2 separate regions of the Homo sapiens genome follow, and region 1 is linked to region 2. Evidence: chromatin contacts called from ENCODE POLR2A ChIA-PET data. All regions are on one chromosome and are shown on one strand. Each heading gives the region's core, a stretch centred on a gene start or an enhancer-like site at or near the end of the contact. The rest is flanking DNA. Distances are from core to core; before and after follow the strand shown.

Region 1 (5,708 bases), core at 2,056-4,555, about 26 Mb before region 2:
AAATGCCTGCAAATATTTGTAAGTACAAATTCTTATTTGTAAAGGTAAACAACAAAAGTCATGATTATGTTCAATATTGTCACTTATTTTGTGATATAGTGTTGTGGGTTGAACTGTGTCCCCCCAAATTCACATTATGAATTCCTAACCCCCAGTATCTAAGAATGTGACCTTATTTGGAAATAGGGTATTTTTGGATGGAATTAGTTAAGATGAAGCCATACTGGAGTAGGGTGGGCCTTTAATTCAATATGATTGATGTTCTTTAAGAAGGAGAAATTTGGCATAGGCATATGCACAGTGAGAACGAAATGTGAAGATGAAGGCAGACATGACAGTGATGCAGCAGAAGACAAGAAACGGCAAAGACTGCCAGAGAACTACTGGAAGTTAGGGGAGAGGCATAGAACACATTCTCTCTCACAGCCCTTAGAAGGAACCAACTTTGCCAACGCCTTTATTTCAAGCCTCTTGCCTCCAGAACTGTGAGACAATAAACATTTGTTGTCTAAGCCATCCAGTTTGTGGTACTTTGTTACATCAGCCCTAGCAAACTAATACACATGAGATGGGGCTTCATGTAGTAGAGGATGGTGAAATTGTGATAAGTAAGACCCGAGGACTCTCTCTCTCTCTCTCACACACACACATACACCTTGCTAAGATATTTATAACTGACAGTTTATAACTGATAGTACAATCTAATTATTCCCAAAGTCTTTCCAGGCATTAACAGGAAGAACAGCCCCTTCACTGTTCCTTATAGTCCCAGAAGCTTGTTTCAACTATGCTACAAGAAAGTATCTGCTAACACTACCTTAGTATTTAGGCAAATTCATAGCATTGTGCTAAACAATTAAAGACCAAAGTTTTGGAAGAAATGTCCAAGTATCATTTTTCACAGGTTTTGACCTCAGAAATTCAAATAAACAGTGATAACTCCCATGATTACTTCCTTTTGAATTAACGAACAATTTCAAATATGAAATTTAAGGGATGGACATACTGAGCCACACAACTCTAAAGAACATTGCATATAGTGTTTTTTAAAGCTTGTATATTTAACCCTCTAAGTTGAAACAGAAAAATAAATAGTAATATTTATTATTTTATAAGAATCAGAAAACACTTCCTATAAAAATATCATAAAAAGCTGATGAAAATGGCACTCAAATCTATACTCATATGACCTATCACTGTTCAAGAGCAAAGGACAATATTTGAAGGAGAATAAAAAGAGTTTCTGTATTGGTGAGTTTAAAAAATCTTGCCTAAAGAAGGAGGGCTTTCCTTAAAACTTGTATTCTTGGTTTTACACAGACATAATACTAATAATTTATATTAATAAGTTACTTGCCGTGTCTGCTTTAAGGACAGCCCTGAGGGCCCGTACAAAGAGCAGTGGTGACACCTGCTGTTCAAATAAGGCAGCTTCGGGTGTCAGCCAGGCCATGTGTGTATGACGGAGCCTTTCAGGAATCCAATTAAACTTGTGGATCCTTTCTCCAGAAAATAAAACATATTCCCATATAAATACAAAATTTTCCTACAATATACATAATTCATGAATCCCTGAACTAAATAATAGGGTCACTTGAGTTCTATATTTATCTAAAATATTGTAAACTTTCAAGGGGATGACATCATTCTATAAATTCACGACAGTGTTTTAAAAGGAGCAAATTCGAGGCAATTTACCTCAATCATTACCATGTTGTTATTGAGAAATTAAATTAATGTCTCCAGGATGATTAAATATGTAAAAAGTTAATAGATCCAACTAGACAATTAATATATTGCCATATATATTAGTCTTGCTTAGGTTTCTATGGTTTTATTGTCATTTCAAATCATGTTATTTTCTATAGTTATTATTAATAGGTGAGTATATTATTTAGTTCATCAAGTATATATTTTACAATTATGGTATTTTCTTGCAAGGAAATACCATCACCTGCCACCTTTACAGAAAAGCAATTCTTAGGCCAAACTCACAGTTAAATTCAGAGATGCTGTATCTTCAAGTAAAAACATGACCTTAAGGCAGGGCTCAGTGGCTCATGCCTGTAATCCTAGCACTTTGGGAGGCCGAGGCGGGCGGATCACCTGAGGTCAGGAGTTCAAGACCAGCCTGGCCAACATGGTGAAACGCTGTCTCTACTAAAAATACAAAAATTAGCCGGGCATGGTGGCGGGCGCCTGTAATCCCAGCTACTCCAGAGGCTGAGGCAGGAGAATAGCTTGAACCTGGGATGCTGAGGTTGCAGTGAGCCAAGATCGCGCCATGGCACTCCAGCCTGGGCGACAAGAGCGAAACTCTGTCTCAAACAAAAACCCATGACCTTAATGTTTTTAATGAATTTCCAAGTAAGGTTGATTTATATTGCTATTCTTTTGCTAGATTTTTTCCCCCTCTCAAAGTGTAAGCAGTATGCTCTCAGGACAGGATTAGTGAAACTGAAACAGGGCCAGTAAAATGTTTGTCTATTTAAGTTTGTAAATGCCTAAGTCCATCCATTTTTTTTTTTACATAGAAAAATAATTGGGTAGGGTTGATCACAAACCACAGATTTTACCAGGGTAGAAAGCAAAAATACCAATACTTGGCACAAGGATATGTATAAATAAAAATGGCTAAAGTCTCCAATTGTGTCTTCTACCAGCTTTGAAAAGCTGTACCCTGGCATTGTTGAAGCCACAATAATCAGCAGGCAACTAGGAAATGGACAAGAGCTATGCAGTTTTGAGAAATTAAAAAAAAAAATCTATTAGCAGAAAATAAATATGGGGTTTTGTTATAACTACATGTCAAAATTTTCCAAATTAAAACAGCTATTCCTCAACGTTCACTTAACAAGTGTTTACTGGACTGTTTAAGCGAAATTGTTTTCAGGTGTTAAGCCTACAAGTGTCCAAGTGCTTCTCGCCAGGATTAGAACCAGGAGACACAAAGCACGCAGGCGACCTCCAAAGAGATCAAGGTAGTGGAAATGCCTTAGATAGAGCCCACGGGAGTTTGCTCTCCAGACGCTTAGGTTCTCTGAATAAAAAGCGTTAAGCTTCCGGGGAATACAGCACGAACAACCAGGACCCCAACTAAGGCAGAAAACATAATTCTAAGATTTCTTCAGAGGGACGAGTGAAACCCTCCACCCAGGCCCTTCCAGGAGTCTCCGGCTTTCAGCCTCGAGACTCCGCCCTAGAGGCGGTCCCGAGGAGGGAGACCCGCCTCCTGATCCTAGATGGCCGAGGGAGACTAGCGCGCGTGCGCAGAGCTTGCATCACATCCGCCGCCTGGGCGCCCAATTCCGGAAGGTGCTGCACAGCTGTGGCGGCGGGTACTGCGTTAGTGATTAGAGTTTCTTCCCTGCCGGAGGTGGGATACACGGTAGCATCATGGTCGAGGTAAAGTGACACTGGGGCTCTCAAGAGTCGTTTGTCTCTGGACTGTTTTTTTTGGCAGTGCGCGTGGGGGATTGAGAGTACTTGGAGTCCAGAGAGAAAAGAGGCTACGAGGGGAGCTATTTGGCCAAGGCCGAGTGGTCTCTTCTTCGGGTTTTCGGGGAAGGGGTAGAAGCCGGATGAGAACCCGAGTCGGAGGTTCAGCCTGGGCGCGAAGCCTGAGATAATTCGTCCAGTCCTCGTTTGACTCTTGGGAGCTGGAAAGTGTCCTCGGAGGCGGGGCCTCTGTTGGTGATCGACCACTGGTACTTGCCGCCCTCGGGGCAGTGTCAGTGAGTCTGTGCCCTAAAAGATTGGTAGTCTTCTCTATCTTGCGTTCAGGTCGTCTCTTATTTCACCTCTACCCCCAGAAAAACTTGCCGTTCTTTACATCTTTCCCTGGCATGAACAGCCAACGCTGTTAGCTGGTCTTGTCCATCTTACCCCACATGTTTATTGATTCCATTCACTCTTCTCCATATCCGCTGCAGTCCACCTTAATTGAGACCAACATCATCTTTCACCTGGACTGGTGCATTAGCTCCCCGTTGGTTGGTTTCCTTGCTTCCATTTTGTTCTATAAGTTGTTCTGTTTAAAACGTAAGTTGTTCATACCTTTCTTGTTTAAAACCCTTTACTGACCCTATGTTGCTAGAACAAAATATAGGCTGTTGTAATAGTCTAAAAGACCTTACCTAATCTGGACCTTGTCTACCCTTGCAGCTACAAAGCACCATCTCATCCTCCATACACAGCTGTACTGCGCTCCTTGTATTATTTCAGTTAACTGAACTTTTTTTTACATGACATTTCCATCAGCCTGGTTCGTTCTTACCTCTGTTTTGTGCAAGGCTAACTCCCTTTCTGCTTAAATATCACCTTAGTGAAATCTTTCACAATTATACTTAGTCCTTCATTCCCTGACTCAGCGCCTTGCTTGTTGCCTTCATAGCACTTATCAAAATGTGGAATTATTTTACTTTTTATTTGTCTGTTTCCTCTTGAGCACAGGGACCATGACCACCTTTTTATCATTCTATTGTGAGATTCTAGCACAATACCTGCCAGACACACAGTAGGAGCTCAGTAAATATTTATTGAGTAAGTTAAACTCCGGCATCACTCAGTTGCTAAACCTGAGGTTCTAGCCAAAGAGGAGCTTCCTCCTCTTCTCTGAACTTGACTCCTGTAGCTTGCAACAAGTAGCTATGGTGAGTGGTATAAAGCTTTTTACATATTTAAACACGTGAAGTGTATAATCAATCTGACTTTAGGTTATGATTTGTGTAATTTGTAGATAGGTGTGTAATTACATTCTTTTTTTTTAGGAGGTACAGAAACATTCTGTACACACCCTTGTGTTCAGGTCGTTGAAGAGGACCCATGACATGTTTGTAGCTGATAATGGAAAACCTGTGCCTTTAGATGAAGAGAGGTTGGTGTAGTTTTTTTTTTTCAATTGCTAAAATACTTAACATTCTAATACTAGGGGAAGAGAGCAGGGAGAGGGAGTCCTTTAAAGATAAGCTAGTCATGGGCTAATTATTCAATAATGAGTGGTGTTTTGGCATAATTTAAGCTGATTTAACTTTTTTTTTTGGCCTTTTACAGTAAAAGTTCCATTAATTAATTGCATTTTACAAATACCCAGTAATTAAGAGAGTCCCTTTTAGGTATTTTATTTTATAATCAATCACTTTGTATGTGCTTTCAGCTTCCCGCTGCTCTCAGAGCCTTGCTGAGCTGAAATTGTACCTGGCTAGTACCTCTACTCCCATCTTTTCTCGTTAGTATGATGAAGATTTTTGAGTGGTGGCATATTTTTGGTTCTACATATCCAGCTCCAGTCTGGGAATGCATTATGTGCAGTGTTCCTTCTTTGTCCTTTACCTTTTTAAAATCTACTTAACTCCTCAAACAAGCATTTATATTTAATTTATAAAGTAGACTATTTTTAAAAGTAATATAAATGCATTTCTTTTTAAGATATTGAACCAATTAAGTACTTTGATTAGTTCTAACTAACCTGTTTGGATACATCTAGTAAAGGTTGCTATAGAGTTTTTACTATATTTATATTTTGAAGGAAAGTATATTGACTTTGAGGTTTCTTAAAGGGTATGTTAGTTTCTGTATATCTTTCAGTCAGACCCTTGACAATTTATCATAAAAGGTTTTCTATTTATTAGGTAACAAACTAAAATATTACGTAGGTTTAATGAATGCTGTGTGGTCGAATGTAAGCAAAAGAACAGATATGGTGGGGA
Region 2 (5,582 bases), core at 2,522-5,021:
ATACAACTAGTATCACAGTGTTCTTAATCTCCAGTGAAGACTGGAGAATGAAGGCACCAATAGCTTAACTGTTAAATATTTTTCACAGGTCATTTGCAATTAAAGTTCCCAAGGCTTACCTTGACAGTTTTTAAAGTTCTATTATCATTATTATTATTATTAATATTATTATTTTAAACGTGGTCTTGCTATATTGCCCAGGCTAGAATGCAGTGGCTATTCACAGGCACTATGACAGGACACTACAGCCTCAAACTCCTGGGCAAAACTGATTTTTCCTGCCTCAGCCTCCCAGGGAGCTAAAACTACAGGCACACACTACCATGTATGGCTTCGAAGTTTTAAAATCTATGATACTGGTTTTATGATCAACAAAGAGTTCCTACTTGGTAATTCACTTAATTGTCTGTAAGTCTAGAAGTAGAGAGGTGAAACAGCAAATAAGATGATTCACTAGGGTTTTCTTTCTTTGCTAAATTTTAGAGTGCTTGCCACTGGGCTTTAAAAAAGAAAAAAAAGAAAAACTTTATGAGGTCTTCACTTAACCATGTTCTCTTTAGTTAGTAATAGGAGTAAACAAACAGCTCTTTATAGCGAGGAAGGAATTATGCCAATATTAAATCCAGAGCAAACTTTTTTTCTGCAAGTGTCAAAATTTATCAACAATTAATGAGGAGTATTTCTGTGCAAAGGCAAATGAATGAATTAACTCAACACATATCTCCCTCTTTGGAGAGTTCCTCTGAAGAAATGTTAACATAACATAATGGGTGCTTGTAACAATCACCGTACTTTTTTTTTTTTTTTTTTTGAGACTGAGTCTTGCTCTGTCACCCAGGCTGGAATACAGTGGCTCAGTCTTGGCTCACTGCAACCTCCGTCTCCCGGGTTCAAGCGATTCTCCTGCCTCAACCTCCTGAGTAGCTGGTATTACAGGCACGCACCACCATATCCGGCTAATTTTTGTATTTTTAGTAGAGACGGGGTTTCGCCATGTTGGCCAGGCTGATCTCGAACTCCTGACCTCAGGTGATCCACCCGCCTCGGCCTCCCAAAGTGCTGGGATTACAGGCGTGTGCCACCGCGCACAGCCAATCGCCTTACATTTATACCACCTCTTCATCGCATTTGATCCTCACAAGCCAGTAAACACGCTCAAATATTTCTTGTTCTGCTGCTAACCTTTAATTTTAAATAAAAATGAAGACTTGCAAGTAAACAGCTGTCATTTGCATATAAAAAGTTCAAGTCATTTACAACTTAATTTAGAAAGATACGGTTTTGTTTTTTTGTGTTTTTTTTTGAGACGGAGTTTCGCTCCTGTTGCCCAGGCTGGAGTGCAGTGGCGCGATCTCGGCTCACTGCAACCTCTGCCTCCCGGGTTCAAGCGATTCTCCTGCCTCAGCCTCCCCAGTAGCCGGGATTACAGGCATGCGCCACCACGCCAGGTTAATTTTGTATTTATAGTACAGACAAGGTTTCTCCATGTTAGTCAGGATGGTCTTGAACTCCTGACCTCAGGTGATCCACCTGCCTCGGCCTCCCAAAGTGCTGGGATTACAGGCGTGAGCCACCGCGCCCGGCCAGATACTGCTTTTTGTCATGGTTTTTATTTCCATTTTAACTTTTTTTTTTTTTTTTTTTTTTTTTTTTTTGAGAGTGGGTCTCACTCTGCCGACCAGGCTGGAGTGCAGTGGCGCGATCTCGGCTCACTGCAACCTCCACCTCCCGGGTTCAAGCGATTCTCCCTGCCTCAGCCTCTCAAGTAGGTGAGATTACAGGCGCCCGCCACCACGCCTGGCTAATGATCGTATTTCTAGTAGAGACGGGGTTTCGCCATATTGGCCAGCCTGGTCTCGAACTCCTCACCTCAGGTGATCCGCCCGCCTCGGCCTCCCAAAGTGCTGGGATTACAGGCGTGAGCCACCGCGCCGGCCCATTTTTACTTTCTTAAGTTGCAGTTACTACAATCAAAATAAAGCACCGACGGCCATACAGCATTGGTCAGCATTCAAATATAGTGGCATAATCTTATCTCCTCTAAAGGGAAGGAGAGCTGACAATGTTAGAAAACCATTTACCTAACGTGCAATCCACGCTCGCATGTCAACTATCCTATTTCAATTATTTTCCAGCACACTTATAACTTAAAGCACTTTATTTTTTTTAATTATACTTAAAGTTTTAGGGTACATGTGCACAACGTGCAGGTTACACATGTATACATGTGCAGCCATGTTGGTGTGCTGCACCCATCAACTCGTCATTTAACATTAGGTATATCTCCTAATGCTATCCCTCCCCCCTCCCCCCATAAAGCACTTTAAAAACCACATTTAAAGTCTCATTTTTAATATGACTGCTCAGCAGTGTTTTGAAAACCTTTTTTCATCTTATTTCACAAAAGACTACAATCGCGCTTCCACTTACGAATAAATCCCCTTGCTCTGACTTGCTTCAATCCTTTTATGTAAAAAAAAAAAAAAAAAAGTCTACCAAAACTTTCCCATACGAAGCACTGCAGTATCTAAAGTTAGCTACTTTCCCAAGTCACTAACACTGGGGACAAAACACAATCGCAACCGCGCCAGCAGGGATGCGCCGCCAAGCTACCACCTCCGTGCCCCCATCAGGCAAGGAGAACCTGAGGTCCCACCTCTTCCTGCCGCTCCCTTCCCAGATGCCCATGTCTGTAAATAGGCAGAGTGAATGACACCTTGGAACAAATTACCTCCGACTGACAGGGAGGGGAGGCCTGCCGTTACCCGGGCCTGGTGCCCGCTACCGCCGCCACGCGCCGGCAAGTCCCGCAAGTCGCCCCTGCCCGCACCCTGCCAGTGCCCAACGCAGAGCAACCACAGACCTGCCTCCAGGGTTTCCAGCGGGGGCGGTGGCGGACCTGTCGTGTCTGGGGACAGGTGCTGGGGAGGCTTTTTGGTCCAGGGATTTCCCTTAGGCGGCAGCAGCGGCGGCTGCCGCTTTTCCGCAGGGCCAGCTGCCACCTCTTCCCGGGCGTCCTCGGCCGGCGGATCCCGCAGCAACGGCGGCAACGGCGACGGCGGCGGCGGTGGCGGTGGCGGCTCCCCGCCGAAAGGGCCCCCGGGCCCACGCGCCTTGTGCGCCAGGTGCAGCGCCAGGGGCCTCACGGGGACAGCCGCCTGGGGCACGCTGCGTCCCAGCACCAGCGCCGGCGACGGCTCTCCCCGCGCCCCAGCGCTAGTGGCGGCCGCGGCCCTCTCCTCCCTCGCCGCCTCTTTGCCCTCACATTCGGGCGGGGGCGGCTGCTCGGCCGGCCGGTTCGCCGCGGCCAACAGCGACTCCCTCTCAGCAGTCACCGCGGGCGGATCCTCCCGAGAATGGGCGGCGGGCATCGGGGCGCGAGTAGACATCGTCCCTCTGCCCCAGCCGCCCCAGCCGGGGTGGCCCCGAGGCCAGGGAACCCGACTGCCCGTCTCTCCGCCGGGACACCGGCCGGCTCCAACTGGGGACAGACAACCCGAGAGCCCGGCGGCCGTGGCCGCCGCTGCCGCCGCCCGCCGAGGCCGCGCAGCGCCCGGCGTGACGCCCCTCCCCGCACCGAACGGAGCGCCAACCGCCCGCCGGCCCCGTCCTCTCCGCGACGCACGCCCCGAGCCCGCCACCACGCGCCGGGAGCCGCAGCCGGGAGCCGCGAGCCCTCACCTGGCGCAGGGCAGCCGCGGAGGCGCAGCACGCCGAGGCCGAGGAGCTTTACCCGAGTTGGGGAGGCGCGAGCAGCCAAAGCTGGTAACTGCCCGCGGAGGCGTGGAGACGGCGAAGAGGGGCGGCCCGAGAGCACGGGGCGGGGCCTCCCTGAGGAGCGTGACGTGGCTACTCACCGGGTCCTTCTCTCGCCGGGCCTCCCGCGGGAGCTGACGGATTCGCCCGCCCGGGTGCCGCCCGGCCCGAGGGTCTGCCCCGCCCCAGCTGCCCTCCGAGTGCGAGGGAGGACGAAGGGGACGACTCCCGGCTCACTGGCTGAGGCCGCCCCGACTGCAGGCTCAGGGGCGGAGCGCGCACCAGGCCTCTGTGGCTCGCGGCTGGCTCGCGGCCTGCCCCCGCGGCGACGGCGGCCAAGGGCCTGGGCGGGCCGCGCACATGGCGCTGGGAGGACCGAGCGCTCGATTTGCCCTTAGGCCCTAAAGCTGGGTCGCAGCTAGGCTAAGGGAGGGGACGCGGTGTCGACCCCCGGCCTGGGGCAGCTCCCAAGTGAAGTGGGCTCCGCGGCCCGGCCGCTTGGCCCGCTGGCGCCCGGCGCCTCCCCCAGGTGAAAGTTGCCTCCTGGCGCCTCGGGGCACCGCGATCACCTGTAATCTTGAGCCACGTCCCAGATGAAGGGGGAGTTACCTCTCGGTAACTGTTTAGGAAACCTTTGCCCCAGCGTTCGGCTTAGTGCGCTTCCCCGCCCGCATTCCCACCCACCAACTAAAAGAGTTCTAAAGCGTTCCTGAGTAAATTAAATAGTATTTCGCCGGCTTTTAAAATTTTTTGTTACCTGTTTCTTTAATTTGGGTAAATAGCACTTAATTACAAATTAACCATATTCCCAATAGGTTTTTTCTTCCTGGAATGGATGTTAAAATGGTACAAAGACGTTTTGATAATAAATCGGATACGAGCTTTCTACTTGGCACTCACATTCACTTAGAGATGATACTCGTTTCATTTTTGAGTCAGTGTTTGTGTCCTGGTGCAAGGTGGCTGAGAGCAGGTTCCGCCGCTGATTTTTTTCCGAGCCCCCCACCAACCCCATAGCCTTGTTAAATAAATTATCTGTGCTCGCCTTATGTTTGGGCTTTCAACCCCCACCCCCCACCCCACGCCCAATAAGTCGCTTCAATTACATTCAACTTGACGTTAATATTTTTTGCTTACTCAAAAGCCGTATTCGGCACAAATAATTTTCCTAAGGCTAATAACCTATTCATACATAACAGCTATAAACAATAAGGGTTTTCTTGTTTTCCGTGTCAGTGATCTCCAGTTTGCCCAACCCTAAGCAACCTGGCGAACCTTGTTGCAATTAAAAGGGGATTGTACTTCCACCTATATTCCCATCCATCTTTACTAGCTCTGTTATTAGTGGCGCTTTGTATTTTTTATTGGTGGTGGTGATGGTGGTGGTGGTGGTGGTTTGAGACAGAGTCTCACTCTATTGCCCAGGCTGGAGTACAGTGGCGTGATCTCGGCTAACTGCAACCTCTGCCTCCCAGGCTCAAGAGATGCTCCTGCCTTAGCTTCCTGAGTAGCTGGGATTACAGGCGCGCCACTACCACCCGGCTAATTTTTGTATTTTTAGTAGAGACGGGGTTTCATCAGGTTGGCCAGGCTGGTCTTGAACTCCTGACCTCAAATGATCCACCCGCCTCGGCTTCCCAAAGTGCTGGGATTACAGGCATGAGCCACCGCGCCCGGCATTTTTTTTTTTTTAAGAGGTAGTCTCTCTCTGTCGCCCAAGCTAGAGTGCAGTGGCGCGATCGCGGCTCACTGCAACCTCTGCCTCCCGGGTTCAAGCGATTCTCATGCCTCAGCCTCCCGAGTAGCTGAGATTACAGGCGCCCACC

What was found. ChIA-PET counts read pairs that join two places held with the same protein, here RNA polymerase II (POLR2A).
Region 1: POLR2A ChIA-PET joins it to region 2 with 12 read pairs in T-cell. The contact joins the promoter of PLRG1 here to the promoter of LARP1B in region 2. POLR2A ChIA-PET finds 5 or more read pairs at or near these places in 3 of 52 experiments (T-cell, activated T-cell and naive thymus-derived CD4-positive, alpha-beta T cell).

What each region holds. Positions count from the first base shown.
Region 1 is chr4:154,547,997-154,553,704 of GRCh38, reverse strand. It overlaps PLRG1 (pleiotropic regulator 1), which reads left to right and starts at 3,305. Exons shown (of 15, transcript NM_002669.4): 1 at 3,305-3,405; 2 at 4,770-4,876. The coding sequence starts at 3,397. RefSeq lists enhancers at 1,294-1,588, 2,972-3,131, 3,152-3,201.
Region 2 is chr4:128,059,501-128,065,082 of GRCh38, reverse strand. LARP1B (La ribonucleoprotein 1B) reads right to left here and starts at 3,771. Exons shown (of 20, transcript NM_018078.4): 1 at 3,682-3,771. RefSeq lists enhancers at 2,689-3,547, 3,548-4,406 and a silencer at 2,865-4,364.